2 separate regions of the Mus musculus genome follow, and region 1 is linked to region 2. A link is a loop called in an ENCODE intact Hi-C map of the cell type or tissue named here. Cell type or tissue: gastrocnemius. All regions are shown on one strand.

The links. Hi-C counts contacts between places; a loop is a spot of excess contacts. Peaks named below come from ENCODE experiments on the same cell type or tissue, not always from the same donor. Only the 100,000 strongest peaks of a DNase experiment are listed, where the experiment ranks them.
Region 1: it touches region 2 in a loop (2.6-fold over the local background); 9 of 42 quality-filtered maps call a loop at or near these places.

What each region holds. Positions count from the first base shown.
Region 1 is chr6:54,325,615-54,328,114 of GRCm38, reverse strand. It overlaps Prr15 (proline rich 15), which reads right to left and starts at 1,214. Exons shown (of 2, transcript NM_030024.3): 1 at 805-1,214. The region is part of intron 4 of 9130019P16Rik (RIKEN cDNA 9130019P16 gene); the gene reads left to right. In gastrocnemius, no CTCF peak of the experiment used is centred here; DNase peaks (open chromatin) are centred at 201 and 1,305; H3K4me3 peaks cover 1,738 bases; H3K27ac peaks cover 1,380 bases.
Region 2 is chr6:54,252,364-54,254,863 of GRCm38, reverse strand. All of the region lies in intron 6 of Chn2 (chimerin 2), which reads right to left. Gm15527 (a long non-coding RNA gene) reads left to right here. Exons shown (of 3, transcript XR_003956307.1): 1 at 1-298. Among named protein-coding and RNA genes, the nearest start is that of Gm15527, 1.4 kb to the left of the region's middle. In gastrocnemius, a CTCF peak has its summit at 1,489 (motif pointing right); a DNase peak (open chromatin) is centred at 1,491; H3K27ac peaks cover 960 bases.

The DNA of each region.
Region 1 (2,500 bases), 73 kb before region 2:
TTGTAAACAAAGTCTTCTGGTACTTTTCTTTGCTGGTTGCCTTTCCATCCTCCAAAGGAGAGCGCCCAACCAGGAACTCCAGAAAACCATTGAATAACGGAGCCCAGACGCTCCTGATAGTGCAAGCCAGACTCTTGGCACACTTCCTGTGAGCGTGCTACTGGACACGGCCACCACGAGTGGGCAGGGCTCGCGCGCGCCGCCCATTTCTAGGTTTCAGCTCCGCCGCTTCGCAGCCCACGCACCGCGGCGCTCCTGGGATTCGCCAGTGCGCAGGAGGGAAACTTGTGCGGCCGTTTGTTGTTGCAGGTTCTCCCGGAACTGCCTGGTAGAGGAAGTCTCTGCGCCTACGGGGAGGCGCCATCTCCTCCCTGGGGATGTCCTGAGGACTCACTCGGACTGGGGCTTGAAAACCGTAAAAGCAGAACCAGCTCAAAGTTCTTTCCCTAAGAAAGGCGCCCACACCCTTAGGCACCGTCAACGTTGGGGTCTACAAACGTCTTACTCCCTATTCTGCAGATCGGAAAAACACCGCACCCCAAGGCATTTATTAATGGTGGTGGGCAGCCACCCAACACTTTCTTTTCCACAGTGACCAACTTGGTGTGTACGGAAAGGCTTTGTGAGAATTGCGCAAGGAAAAGATGGCAAATAATGCAAAAGTAGGCAGATCACTGTTCTGGGGGGGGCCTCTCCTCTGGCAGCAGGAGGAGGGGCACTGCAAAGCGCTAGACAGCATTCTCCAGGGACTTCGTAGCGCCAGGGCCTGCCTTGTGAGACGCAGAGGGACTCTGGTTCACTCACCTGTAGGGGCTTTCAGGGCCACTGCGGCGCCGCGCTGCGCCGCGCGGGCTGTCTAGAACACGGAGGGGGCGTCTCCGGGTGCCTGAAGCTTAGTCGCGGTGTCCCTTATCGCTGACTAGGAGAGATGCAGGAATCGTTGTTGCTGATCTCGCCCAACACCCCTGACACTCGCACACTGTCGGAACAACCTGGGGTTGGCAGCACGGTCCGCTCAGGTGGCAGGGACTGTCAGATCCTCCGCCCCAGGGTGAGTCTGGTCAGCCTTTCCCGGTGGGAGTCTCACATTCTAGGGCGCGTCCTTTCTTCCCGTTCACTCTGCTCTCTGGCCTCAGCTAGACAGGACCTGGGCTACTGACTCCGGCGCACTACCCTTCCTGAGCGTCCGTAGGAACGCGCTGAGACATCTGCCCACTTGCTGGTGGTTGGCCAAAGGCCTGAAGACACCAGAACTGAGGAGGAGGGGAGGGTCAGGGTGGGACAGGAGGCGGCCGCCAGGCTACAGGTGCAGGTAGGCGTCCCCGCCCTTCTGGGGACCAGATTGGACGAGGTTGCAAACGTGGTTCCAGCCCTGCGGACTCTGATTGGAGAAAAAGCTGTGCTGCGCCGCCTCCCTGCTCGCGTTCCGTTCTTGCGCTGAGGTTTGAGTCCCAAGGCTTTCAAATTTTCTAACTCGGAGAGCTGATTCAAACTCTGTCATTGTTTGGGAGTTTCAAGCGCCCTTACCTAAAAGACTAAGAGTTGAGAACCATGTCGTTGCTGTCATCGGGCGCTATCCTAGTACTATAACTCACTTGGGTCAACTCACTTGGGTTAACTCACTTGCTCATCAGACCGCCCCAGGCCTGGGCACTATGGCTCCTAACAGACCTGCAAAGGAACCATGGCTTTGCGGAGGTTAAACAGTTGTCCAGGATTGCATGCTGAAGGGCAATCTCGAAGTAACGGGGTTGGAAGTTTGATTCCAGCTTATCAGCTTGTTAGTCTTGGGTTCTTACCATAACTAAGTGCCTATGCTACAAAGCATCTTTCGCGTTTGGGCGACCGCGCATCGACACCCATCCAAGCATATTACTCCAGCCCAGAGCCACTGAGAGGGTGAACCAATGGGCCCCAGCACCGTGCAAGGTGCTTTAGCTCGGTGGTTATTTGTCAAAAACGGTATTAGAGGAGACATTTCTCTAACTAAGGCGAAGTTACGACTTGAAAGAGATTTTGGGGGTCTCTAGGCTTGCAGACATGCAAGTAGGACCCTTTCTTTGCCTCTAAGGTAGGCAGTCCAGGCAATTTGTCTGCTTTGAGCACTTTCTGCGGGACAAGCCTGGTGAGAGACAGATCACCAACCAACTCTGATCTCTTGCAATAAGGATTTGATAAGCAGGCAGGAATTTTATAGAGACTTTCAATACAGTAGGGAAGAGGAAAATACAAGGACTTGGTTGGTGTCTTAGTTTGGATTCAATTAAAAAATGAAAGATGAACATACACTGTGTATTTGGAAATGATTTGTTTCTAACCAGAGATTAGAGAACTCCCCTCCCCCTTCCTCCCTCTGCCCCTTTCTCTCTCCTCCCCCTTTCCCCTCCTTCTCTGCCCCCCTTCCTCCTTCCTTCCTTTCTTTATTGGTGGAATTTCACTATGTAACTAAGACTGGATTCAAACTCTGGCATACCACCAAAACTGACTCTTGAGGTTAGTT
Region 2 (2,500 bases):
CTGCATCTGACCTAGAAATCTGAAAGGACAGTGGGGGAGGGGAGACAGACACTTGCAGGTTAAATAGGCCGTAGTATTGTCCAGGCACAGTGTGCCTGAAATTTGTTACCTGGGTGCTTGTACGTCATTTGGTAATCACACTCTCTCCCCCTGGACCAGGCACTATGGTGGGCACAGGAAACTAAGGATAACTAACATTCAGGCCTTCACTTCAAGGAGCCAATATTTGCAAGAGTGAAGAGAAATGGCCTTGAACCGTGTAGTCATGTAACAATTCCTGCTCCGGGACTCGGAAGAGGTAGGTTCAAAGCGTTCTGGGAACAAGGTAGAAGACACAATAAATTCAGGGAGGCAGACGGGGTGGGGGGTGGGGCGGGGGCGGAGGAGAGGAACTCTAGAAAGTCAAGGCCAGGAGAAATATTCAAAAAGCTTTGACAGGCCTTTGTGTAGAGCAAGCGTGTGTTAGACAGAGAAAAAGACAAAAGCATTTTAAGTGGACAACCACACCAACGTGGGATGTGCTCGGGGAGACGATAGAGTTGTCCTTGAAAGAGCCACTGTTAGTTAGGTTTGTTATTACTGTCTACAGTGTCAGGGCCTGAACCAGGGACCTGTGAGCCAGGCAAGCGCTCTACTACCGAGATACAGCCTAGCGCTCTGACTCTCCTCTCAGCCCTGAGGCTTGGGCTCCTTCCTGAAAACACTCATCTCAGACAGCTGAGAGTTTGGCTGTGACTGGGAAATCCTTAGTAGCTGAGTTCTGATGCACAGCTGCCTTGTTCTGTGTGATGGAGGCGGAACTAGGACCATAAGGCTGGGCACCGGGAGTGCAGGCTCACGTGGGCTTGGGCTGAACCCCTGTCCTCAGACAAGGCGTGGTGTCCTCCTTGTCCTCACTTCTCTCCAGAGCAAAAGACATTGTTTGGATCCAAGATCTGCCAAGTAGCACCTGACACCTCCCCCAACCCCAGTCTGTCACTTGCTGGCCACAGGCATGGCTCAGCTGGGTATTTTTAGAGTGTTTTTTTTTTTCTTTTTTAAGCAGCATACACAGTATTAGGTTTCTTCTGCACTTTCAAGCAGAATGCATTGTGGTGGCTCCTCCCTCTCCTGCTCCACACCCCTGACCTCTCCTTATGCCCTTCTACCCACCTGCATGTCTGACCTCTGAAAAAACACGTTAAAGGACGGACTTCTGAAAAACGGACCAGGAGCAATTGTTCCAAGCCAGTAAACTGGAACCCCACACTTTCCCAGTGTTGGGAGAAATCACAGGCTTCAGGTGCCCATCTGGCCATCCGGAGAACAGACGGGTGTGGCTTGGGAACAACTTGTACCCTTCTGTGTGTCCACAACTGTGATGTGACTAAGTAGCTTCTAAGACTATGAAAACCTTCTCTAGTTTAAACAATTATATTGAATGTGTATGGGTGTTCTGACAGGGTGTATCTGTGAGCCTTGCACATGCAGTGCCCACGGTGGCCAGAAGAGGGCCTCAGAGACCCCGCAACTGGAGTTACACCGAATTGTGATGTACTATGTAGGTGCTGGGACTGACCTGATCCCTCTGCAAGCACAGCCAGTGGTCTTAACTGCTGAGCCATCTCTTCAGCCCAGAACCTATCATTTTATCAGATGACTTTTCAAAGTTGTTGTATTAGGGCTATAGTGATGTTTATATTGTGTTCATTAAATCTTAGTCATATGTTAAACTTTGGCAAGTGAACATTTATTTTGTACAGTGAGTGAGTGGTTCCACCATTAAACTCCTTGAAGATTAAAAACAATCTGGAGAGGCTGGTAAGATGGCTCACTGGGGTCAAGGTGCCTGACAACCTGAGTCTGAACCTGTAATCCGTATGGTGGAAAGAGAGAGTCTGCTACTACAAGTTGTCCTCTGATCTCCAAAAACATGCAGTGGCACATAGGTGTGCACATGCCACAGTGCACATGTGGAGGTGAGAGGACAACTTTTCAGAATTGGTTCTGTCCTACTATAGATTCAGGACATCAGACTTGGTGGCAGGTGCCTTTACCTGCTGAGCCTTCCCTGCCTGAGAGCACATTCTTTAGTGGCTTTCTGGAACTGCTAGTTTAGTGGCATCACAGTGGTGGTGTGAACTCAGGGTAGGGTCTACATCATGGGTATCGGTGAATAACGCTGCACCCCAGGTGGGGAAACATCTCAGCTGTATCCAGCAGCACTCCGCAGACTGTGGTGCTTTTAAAGGAACCAAGGAAGACCATGTCAAACTGCTGTTGGGATGATTTTACCAAGTTTGAAACCTAACTACTAAGAAGACACCGAATTGTGTCTGGGAAGCTTAGAGCGAGTGACACCCGCCCTCTTTAGAGTTCTGCGAGTTTCAAGGAAGCCACACAGCCACTGTCTCTGTACTGTTAGAGTTGTTGTGGCCATGTGACTAAGCAAATAAAGTAGAGTTAGGTGTCACCTTGAGGATGTGTCATAGGAAGAATGCCCATGGTCATTCCACAATGG